Linked DNA regions of Mus musculus: all the other regions are linked to region 2. The links are chromatin loops, found by intact Hi-C in ENCODE. Cell type or tissue: heart. All regions are shown on one strand. Region 1 has its middle 1.8 kb from the start of Aff1. Region 2 has its middle 33 kb from the start of Gm25721. Region 3 has its middle 4.0 kb from the start of Klhl8. Region 4 overlaps Aff1 (AF4/FMR2 family, member 1).

Region 1 (2,500 bases), 61 kb before region 2:
CCCTCTTCGAGGCAACATGCGATTACACAGAAGACAGCCATTCAGGGAAGTCCCCTAATAAATTAAAAGAATTGCTTCCCCTCCACCCCACCCCACCCCACCCCCCGCAAACAAAAACCATGATGCAAACCAACGTAAACGCTCGAAAGCACAATCGAAAATTGCGTCAACTCAGACACAGGAAAGACACCAGGCTTTGCCTGGGAAGCGGCTGAAAACAACGATGGGCAGAAAGGCAGGGAGAAGACTTAACAGGGGCATCCCGGAGGACCAGCCTGCTGCTGGAAGGACACTTTCTTGGTGCGCTCCGGGTTCGACCCGGGACTCACCACATTATATTGCTCATGTAACTGATTGCCCAGTTTCTAAATACCGCAAGTTTCCAGATTCCGGTAGTCCCTCTCAGAGGTCAGAACTACTTACATAAGAACACAAGACAAAGCTTGTCTTTCACTCCCCTGGCTTTAGCTCTGATGGTGGAGAACGACTGACGCCTTCGCAGGAATGAAGGCTGTGGTGGCAAGTGAGACAAGTTGCCAGACACTGCTTTCTCCACCACCTACAGTAGTAGTTTGGAGAACTCGTGTACTTTAGGAATGCCCTTGATGAACTAACTAGTCCTTTGAATTTTGACTCTGAAATGCGGGGTTTTTCCCTCTGTCTCTATGTCAGTCTCTCTGTCTCTCCTCCCTCCCTCCTCCTCCTTGTGACAAACGGGAAGTGCACAGAAAGCACTGTTCTGTTCTAAGCTCACAAGCACAGCACCAGTCCTGAAGATGAGTGTGAAGTGACTGGAGAGAGAAACCAACCAGAAACTAGCTGGTTTTTCATAGACCATGTCTCCTAGAGATAACAATTCGCACGCTTCTGACTTGGGCATCTGGCAAGTCTCTCTTCTAGGAAAACAACTTTCAGTGTTTATTGCAAAGATAAGGTTTTACCTTCAGAGCTATAGGGGAAGCTTGCTACAGGTGAGACAGTTTCCCATACTGTCAGACCAAGGTGAGAGGGAAGGACTCACTGCTTGACTTAAGGAGCAATGGGTTCCAAATGACAATATGTGATGCTACAAAAACATGCCTGAGGGCTGGAGAGAGGGCTCATCTGCTCTTCCAGAGGTCCCAGAGTCACTTTCTAGGTTCCACATTAAGTAGCATCCATGTTCCCTTAGCTGTCTTTAACTCCAGTCCCAAGGGATCAGAAGCCTTCTTCTGTTTTCAGGAATCAGGCACACATGTGGCATATAGATATACATAGACACAGAACACCCATACACATGCAAATAAGTAAATAAAAATTCAGGGGGCTGGAGAGATAGCTCAGGAGTTAAGAGCACTGACTGCTCTTCCAGAGGTCCTGAGTTCAATTTCCAGCAACCACATGGTGGCTCACAACCATCCGTAATGGGATCTGATGCCCTCTTCTGGTGTGTCTGAAGGCAACACCAACGTACTCATATAAAATAAATAAATCTTAAAAAAAAAAAATCTAGGGGGCTGGAGAGATGGCTCAGTGGGTAAGAGCACCCGACTGCTCTTCCGAAGGTCCGAAGTTCAAATCCCAGCAACCACATGGTGGCTCACAACCATCTGTAATGAGATCTAATGCCCTCTTCTGGTGCATCTGAAGACAGCTACAGTGTACTTACATATAATAAATAAATAAATAAATCTTTAAAAAAAAAAAAAAAAAAAAATCTAGCCCGGCGTTAAATAAATAAATAACTGCACTCATCTCTCAACAGATAATTGCTGAGACAATTAAATATAAAATGAGAAAAATACAGCAAATATCTACCCATGAAGATGGAATAGGATTCGAATTAGACATTATAAGAGTCCCAGGATTGCCGGGGGTGGTGCTTTCATCCCAGCACTTGGGAGGCAGAGGCAGGCGGATTTCTGAGTTTGAGGCCAGCCTGGTCTACAGAGTGAGTTCCAGGACAGCCAGGGCTGGGTTCCTGGATTCTGAGTAGCTTGTAATATAAATCAGAATATTCTAAAATGGAAAGATCTAGCAATAGATCCAATCATACTAGAAGGAAGTCCAGGAGCCTAAAATCTCCACGTACAGGACCCAAGGTCTAGTTCAGCAATAAAAGTAAACAAAAGCAGACTGGAGTAGCTGTGAGCACACACAATCCTTGGTTTCTCAGACAAAGGAAGTCATACTTGGATGAGGCTCTGTTCATCTCGGAAGCACCTAAGTTCAAGACTGCTAAGGTCCAGCTGCACAAATGAGACACATCTTTAGTTCCAGTGCACAGGCAGAGGCAAGTGGATCACTTTGAGGCTCACCTGGTCTATGTGGCAAGTTCCAAGCCAGCCAAAAACTACATACAAGACTCTATCCTAATTAATAATTGATTCATTATAAGGTTTAGATGTAGAGTTGCCTTATTATCCAGGATATGTTCTCTTAACGATAGAAAACTACTGTGGAACAACACAGCACAAATCACCCACACAACAGAAGAGCAACTTTCCATTTCTACATTACT
Region 2 (2,500 bases):
TCCGCACCACTGTGCGTGCAGGCTGCTGGCCGAATGCTCCAGGCTCTGCCAGCTCCCAGCTCGCCAGCTTCGGGCATCGGCCGCCCGGAACGCCCGGAGGCTCAGGCCACGCCCTCGGTGCCAAGCCACGCCCCTCGCCTCACCCCACCCCCACCGGCACAGCTCCGCCCCAGCCCACACCCTCCGACCGGAGCCACCCCGAAAGACAGGGACACCGCGGTCCTCCTGCGGAGACGCGGGTGGGAGGCTCGTGGGGGAGGGAACGCGACAGTGGCCACGCCGACCGCGTGCGTGACCCTGCCCCAGGCCACTGCAGGGCACCAGAACCCTTTAGCTTGACAACCAGATAGATTAAGCTCCGGGTCAAGTTGCAACGGAAAGTGTCAAGAAGGCTTTTTTTTTTTTTTTTTTTTTTTTTTTTGCAAGCTCCTGTGCAATTGAAACGGATTCCATGTCCTTTAATGGTGATAATAACTAACATCTGGGGGAGCGATTTACAGCTGAAAAAACAAAAACAAAAAACAAAAACGTACTTCACACACAGGCCGGGTTCATCTTCGCAGCAACCTTCTTACACGGATATTGTTCCCATTCCCCAAATAATGAAACTGAAACTCTGAAAAATAAGTACGGTGCTCAATATCACGGGCAACCAAGTGACTTAAGTAAGTTGGGCTCTCCTCTCTCAACCGCAGGGAATTCTATTGGGTGCTTAGGGGACCTTGTAGCACAGCCCCACAGGAAGAAGGGTGAAGTTCCTTAGAGTTCTCCACTGAACACGCTAGTCAGCTGTTCCCAATCAGGAACCTCACTTTCTTCCCGGAAAGAGACAGAAATACTATGAACCGTCCTAGGCCATAGGCCACGCCCATGCGTGTCTTTTTAAAATTTTTTCCTTTCTTTTTATTATTATTATTATTATTATTTTTTTTTTTTGCCAGTCTCACTAGGTAGCACCATTATACCTGGCTACCTGTCTTAAATTACAAAAGTCACTTACTTAGATAAACTATCCAGTGTCTAGGGAAAAGAGTATAATGTATGGAGCTGGAGAGATGGCTCAGAGGTTAAGAGCACTGACTACTCTTCCAGAGGTCCTGAGGTCAATTCCCAGCAACCATATGGTGGCTCACAACCATCTATAGTGGGATCAGATGCCCTCTTGTGGTGTGTCTGAAAACAGCTACAGTGTACTCACATGAATACTAAATAAATAAATCTTTTAATTTTTTAAACTTTTCTTGTTTCTTTTGGTTGTATTGAAGATAAGATCCAGAAAGTGTGCAGGGCACTGAATTTACCACTAAGCCACACCCCCAATTTATTTTCCTTTTCTTCTTTTCTTTCTCTTCTTATTTGTATTTAATTTTTGAGATACGGTCTCATGTATCCCTAAAGTTGTTATATAGCTGAGAGCAATGTTAAGCTCCTTCCCAATCCTCCTGCCTATACCTCTTAAATTCTGGGATTATAAGCTCGACTCTCTGGCCTAGAGGCGAAATGGAGCCCTGAACTCTGAATAGGCTTGGTAAGCATGATACCAACTAAGCCAAATCCTCTGCTCTTTTTGTTGTTATTTTGTTTCCTATCCCCCATCCCAATACATCTTAAATATATATATATATATATATATATATATATATATATATATATATATATAGTATGAAAAATGAGCCCTCATATGCTCTGTGTTCGTCTCCTTTTTTTTTTCAATTAAGTATTGCTTTGCCCCTCATGAGACCTTCACTGTCTACAAATTGAAAATCAGATCGATCAATATTTGCATTTTCCAAATTAAACACTTTATTGACTACTGTGCCTTATTTTCCATGGATTGTTTTCCAGAATGTAGGGGACATAGCTCAGGGGGACCAAGCTTGCCCTTCCACTGTGCCCCCCATGGCAAGACTGTGTTAATTTGCTTCACCATGAAAATAATTTTGATGTCCCTGGTGAAACTGGGCAGGGGTTTTGTTGTTGATCCCAAGCGGTTGCTTATTTATTTGAAACACTTTCCCGTGTAGCTCAAGCTGGCCTCTGACTCACTTGGTAGCCAAGGATGACCTTGAAAGGGTTCGGATCCTGCTGCCTCCGCTTCCAGAGCTAGGATTACAGGGGTGTAGCGCTGAGCACGGAGAGTGGAAGCCGGGCCTTCCAGCTAAGCTGTTTACATGCTAGGTGAACACCCTGTTTGCTGGTTGTAATATCTGGGAGTGAACCTGGGGCCTGCTCTATCCTAGAGCTACACCTGTTTCCCCCGTGACTTTAGATTAAATGCTAGAGTTGTCTGAACAGGGTCGGATAGCAATGGTCTCTGGGGTTTGGATGTTCGTACAATTTTCTAATAGAAACTGCTATCTGTTCTCAGCATCAATATGTGATTTTAAAAATCCTTTTGGTTCTATACCTATTATATTTATGGTTTTTTTTTTCTAATATGTATCTCATGGTAAAAGACAGGAGGAACATATGTTGATATTGGAAGTTTAGTGTTTAATTT
Region 3 (2,500 bases), 220 kb before region 2:
TGCAGCTAAGATTTGGAGTCCAGATCCATTATTGGACTTTTCTTAGGTAGACATGCCTGAGCTATGATTGCGCTCAAACTCTATCCCATTCTGTTCCACAAGGGTCGGGAGGTCAGGATACTATCACATGAGCAAGAAGAAATTCACATAATTTATCCTAACCTAATACCCAAGAGATTCTCCATGACGTACGTATTGCACACGTTTCTTTGTATGATCTTAAACCAGGTCCGGGTCTGACTGTATAAAACAAAATTCAGTGAATCCGTGGCTTTCATTGTCTAAACGGAAATAACGTAGGACTGAGATTCTGGTTCAAGGATCAATCACCGGAGACTCACAATCCTCCTATCATTTCCCGCCATCCTATGCATGACTTCCATCCATCCTCAAATACCACTATGCTCCAAGAGGGCTGAGATACACACACACACAAACACACACACACACACACACACACTAAAATCCTCCCAGGAAGAAAAAATATAAGACAGATATTTCCTCCCATAAGCTTGCTTAATTCCTTTTAAAGAAATTTTCAACAAAGTCTAATGAAACACCTGGCCTTCTGTCTCGTAGCCATCTGTACTTTGTAGATAATTGTAAGAAGGAATAAGAAGTGAACTTTTACATTCATCACTAAAAAAATGCTGGAGCTCTCTGACTGAGGAAAGAAAGCAAGGAGATGCAGCTAAGAAGATCTTTCTTTTATTTTTATTGTAAATTTTTTTCAGACATAAAGTGTATTATGAAGATGTAAATTTAATGCCCGAGAGTATGTCACATGGAACTATAGCTTAATAAAAAGGAGTGTGTTGGGCTGGTGAGATGGCTCAGTGGGTAAGAGCACCCGGCTGCTCTTCCAAAGGTCTGAAGTTCAAATCCCAGCAACCACATGGTGGCTCAAAACCATCCGTAACGAGATCTGACTCCCTCTTCTGGAGTGTCTGAAGACAGCTACAGTGTACTTACATATAATAAATAAATTTAAAAAAAAAAAAAAAAAGGAGTGTGTTCAAAGCCAGCTGTGGTCGTGTTTGCCTATATAGTCCCAGCACCCAGGAGGCTGAGGTAGGAAGGCTGATGAGAGTTTGAGGCTACACAGGAAAAACCTCAGACCCAGCAAAAGAAACACTTTTCATAATTTGGAAAACACGAACTTGAAACATATTGCTATGAAAACATATTGCCTGTTCCAACCATAAAGATGAAGAAAATGGTAATGGTTGTGGATGCTTTTAATCCTAACACTTGGGAGGCAGAAGCAGGTGGATCTTGGAGTTTAAGCACAGCCTGGTCTACAAAGTGAGTTCTGAAACAGTCAGGGCTACACAGAGAAACCCTGCCTCGGGGAAAAAAAAAAAGTGAATTGGTCTGGAGAGATGGTTCAGCGATTAAGAGCACTGGCTGCTCTTCCAGAGGTTCTGAGTTCAATTTCCAGCAACCACATGGTGACTCACAATCATCTGTAATGGGATCTGGTGCCCTCTTCTGGTATGCAGTTATACATGCAGGGAGACTATGGTATACATGATAAACAAACAAATCTTTAAAAAGTAAGTGTGAATGAAGTTTTGTTTTGAAGCATCTTAGATATGTTTCAAAAATAATTATTGCAAGTGATTTTTCTTTGTGTGCCTGTGTGTTCATGTATGTGCTCGTAACTGCTGAACAAACCTGGGGCTTGGCACAAACTAGGGAAATGCTCTACCACTGAATTCCACCCTGTGTCCAAGGCCCAGCTGTTCACTTTCGTATTGTCATCATTTTGAATGGGACGACAATTGCTCTTACTCTCACATTTTATATATTGCTCCAAAGAGAATTCCAGTTCCCTCCATGTGCAGACTGAGTCAGACGCACCTAGGCAGGGTCAGCAGGGTGTGGAAGCTGGTTAGACGAGGGCATGACAAAGTAGTAAAACTGAAAATAAGAAAAAAAAAAGTGACAAAAACCACCACCACGACAGATTAGTAACAAGTTAAAAATCCTGTCAACACTGGGGATTTCCAAGGAGCACAGCTGAAGTGCCAGTGGCCATCTCAAAGATGCTTCCTGTTTTAGTCTCACCCACTAACCTCTTGGTGAGCATGTCTTCTAACAGTGCCACCTCGTCCAGAGGTGTGCCCTTCACCGTTCACTCGGACCTTTATCACATTGTCTCTTACACAAGTATCTGGAGCCGCAGTGAGAACTAGCTACTGTCATTTACGAAGCAGAGCTGGAGAGCTGGGACAAGGTTTATTTAATAAAGTTACTTACTACCTGGCCCTTGACTGGACATGTATGCAAAACAATTAATTACTCAAAGCTGATGTGTATGCAGGCATCATTTATTAAGAACATAGTATGTATCAAGTACTATGTTTCTCTTTTCTGTCTAAGAAACTTGCAGATAAGTAAAAATTAATTAAAATGCTTGAGGATTCGTGTTACTGTAAGGATAAAAAGAGGGTCTCACTGTGGGGGGGGGGGGAGGCGACAAGGAGTGGGTGAGCCT
Region 4 (2,500 bases), 80 kb before region 2:
TCCAAGTAGGAGGAAGAGCAACACTCTTCCAGGAGAAAGCTGGAAGCATGCACTGGTGCTTCCTATGGCCACAGCAACGATTACATGTTTCTAAATATTCTCATTTTCATCCTAACCCCGATCACCTCCCACCACCCGCTGTAATTGGCATCTCCTTAAAGCTAAACAGTGAGTTACTGTTTTCCTGGAGCAGTCTCCCTTCATTTAACCTCTGCTATGTGGTGCTGTGAGCTTTACACAGCTTGCTGGGATTCCTTGGGCTGGACTTTAGCCCAAACATCAACATTTACATGCAGAATATATCATCCTTCCCCAAGTACAAGCAGTGGGCTGTTCACTTGCATATGCACAATGGGTATTTATTAATCTCGACAAAGCATCCTACCTTTGTCACTGAGAAACTACTATCTGAAAGCTCAGAACTAGAAGAGGCACACTTAAGGATTCTTAAGAGCCTAAACCCTGGAGAGGGTGTTAACAGTCACATCTCACCTCCCTCAAAAAGCAGAAGCGCACAGATCTGTCATAAATTAAGAAAAAGCAAAGATGCAAAACTAATTCATTTTAGGCAACTATAAAATACTTGTCTTCCAATACAAAGGCATCTTGAATATTATTCATATCACTTAAACTTATTCAAGCCCATAAATAAGTTGGTCTATAGTTTCCTGTGCTTTTAACACTTAAGCCTCAGGGAGACCAACAGAAAATCCACTTATTTCCAGGAAATACAGACTTTTTTATGTGCCAGACCTAAGGAAATAAGATTCTACACCCTACCGAGACACACAAAGGAAGAGATGTAGTCCTAGGAGAAAAAGTGCTGTTCAGGAGGTTAGTTACAATGTTGCAGAATGAGGAGGAAGGACCTCAGAAGAAGTCCCGAGGAGCCCAAATAACTTAGTGCAGTGTGCAGACATCTGAACTGGGTCTTGAAAGATGAGCATTAGTCTTCAGGCAGGGAAGGGACCCCGTGACCCCTGCAGCAAGCCCCGTGAGGAGTGATCAGTCACTCGGGACTGTTTGTACCTATCTCATCCCAACCCCCAACTCGCATTTCTCAGGGATTGAAAGAAGCCCTGATAATTTGTGGGGATGACAGTTTCTTACAAACACCCAGTCTGCAAGGACGCCCTAATTATATCCCAGAGCAGCAACCCAGCAACAAGGGCCTACAATCTTCTCCAGCCACAAGCAATGACCTAAAGTGACTGCACATACAGAGAACTGTGCTGGGAAGGAACCATGCGGACAGGTGGAAGTCAGAATTAAAAAGAAAGTTAACAGGGGCCTCAGATGACAACGTGTTACCAATGAGTGCTCTAAAGGCCCTTTTCTCCAATGCTAAACAGGCACCTGGGGCTATATGAAAGGCTCAGAGCTCCTCTCAGGAACAGACAGCATTATACAAAGGCTTGCTTGCAAACCCTGCTACAGTGCCCTCCTTCAAATGATTTTAAAGATGTACGTATTTTTTGTGTATGTGTATTTGGACTAACGTATGTATGTATGTATGTATGTGCACCATGAACATGCAATGCCCGCACAGGCCAGGAGAGGGTGTCAGCTCTCCTGGAACTAGACTTAGTCTTCATGTGTGCTGAGAATGAAGAAAGACCCCTATGGAAGAGCAGCCTGTGCCAGTAAAATGCTGAACACCTCTCCAGCTCTTTTTTTTTTTTTAAGTTCACTTTAAGACTTTTCATTTTTAAAAAGTACATACTGCTTTGGAAATAATTTTCTCTGGAATATTCTGTCTTGTAGTAGCATTAACTTCTCATTATCCACTTTCCTGACATGAAGGGAAAAGGCCATAAATCTCCCAGCTTATTGGCTATCTCACCTAAATGTCTTCCTCTGCCCCCCTTATCCCCAAAGATAAGCAAGGCAGGGCTGTGTGCTGGGAAAGATGCCAGGCTGGCCTCAGGCGTCTCTCACCACGTTATGGCAGGACACAGCTTTCCCCACCCTGTGTTTACCTGTTAACTCTCAACAGAGGAAGCAAGAGGACACATGAATATAAAGCCACCCCAGTGACTGGCTCTGGCTGAGCCTTAAGTAGGACAATGAATTTACTAAAATCCTCTATGATAAGGTGAAATAATTGAACGGGGCAGGAGGAAGAGGCGGAGAGCCTAGGAAAGCAGATCTGTGACTGAAACCGGCAGGGCCCAGGGAATCCTCAAATCCTTCAGACTCAGGGCTCCAGCAAACAACAGCGGTTTCTGGAGCATATGAAGAATCAAGACAACTGCCTGCTGTCTGGTCAGAAATCTTGTTCCAAAACTGTCTGGTGGGACAGTACCACTAGATTTGAAAAACCATAAGGGGCAGTGTTCAGAGTCACAGATAACCAAAGTCACAGAATTAAACCTAACAGATGTAGAGCGGGCTTCTAATGCTCACGCCATGCCATCTCCTTCTTCCTCTTTAAACCTCCTTCCATCCCTCAGTGTCAGCATCAGCACTACCCTCGTCAGCCCTGGGGAGACCCCTGCTT

What was found. Peaks named below come from ENCODE experiments on the same cell type or tissue, not always from the same donor. Only the 100,000 strongest peaks of a DNase experiment are listed, where the experiment ranks them.
Region 1: it touches region 2 in a loop (2.4-fold over the local background); 16 of 42 quality-filtered maps call a loop at or near these places.
Region 3: a loop joins it to region 2, with 2.4 times the contacts of the local background. A loop is called at or near these places in 11 of 42 quality-filtered maps.
Region 4: a loop joins it to region 2, with 3 times the contacts of the local background. A loop is called at or near these places in 2 of 42 quality-filtered maps.

What each region holds. Positions count from the first base shown.
Region 1 is chr5:103,751,103-103,753,602 of GRCm38, reverse strand. It overlaps a transcript of Aff1 not described here. Among named protein-coding and RNA genes, the nearest start is that of Aff1, 1.8 kb to the left of the region's middle. In heart, a CTCF peak has its summit at 1,448 (motif pointing left); DNase peaks (open chromatin) are centred at 272 and 682; H3K4me3 peaks cover 1,166 bases; H3K27ac peaks cover 1,105 bases.
Region 2 is chr5:103,689,988-103,692,487 of GRCm38, reverse strand. It overlaps a transcript of Aff1 not described here. Among named protein-coding and RNA genes, the nearest start is that of Gm25721, 33 kb to the right of the region's middle. In heart, a CTCF peak has its summit at 1,174 (motif pointing left); DNase peaks (open chromatin) are centred at 167 and 717; H3K4me3 peaks cover 884 bases; H3K27ac peaks cover 642 bases.
Region 3 is chr5:103,914,016-103,916,515 of GRCm38, reverse strand. No RefSeq gene overlaps it. Among named protein-coding and RNA genes, the nearest start is that of Klhl8, 4.0 kb to the right of the region's middle. In heart, a CTCF peak has its summit at 1,505 (motif pointing left); no DNase peak of the experiment used is centred here.
Region 4 is chr5:103,770,073-103,772,572 of GRCm38, reverse strand. The region is part of intron 1 of Aff1 (AF4/FMR2 family, member 1); the gene reads right to left. Among named protein-coding and RNA genes, the nearest start is that of Aff1, 17 kb to the right of the region's middle. In heart, a CTCF peak has its summit at 1,561 (motif pointing right); DNase peaks (open chromatin) are centred at 1,002 and 1,942; H3K27ac peaks cover 1,343 bases.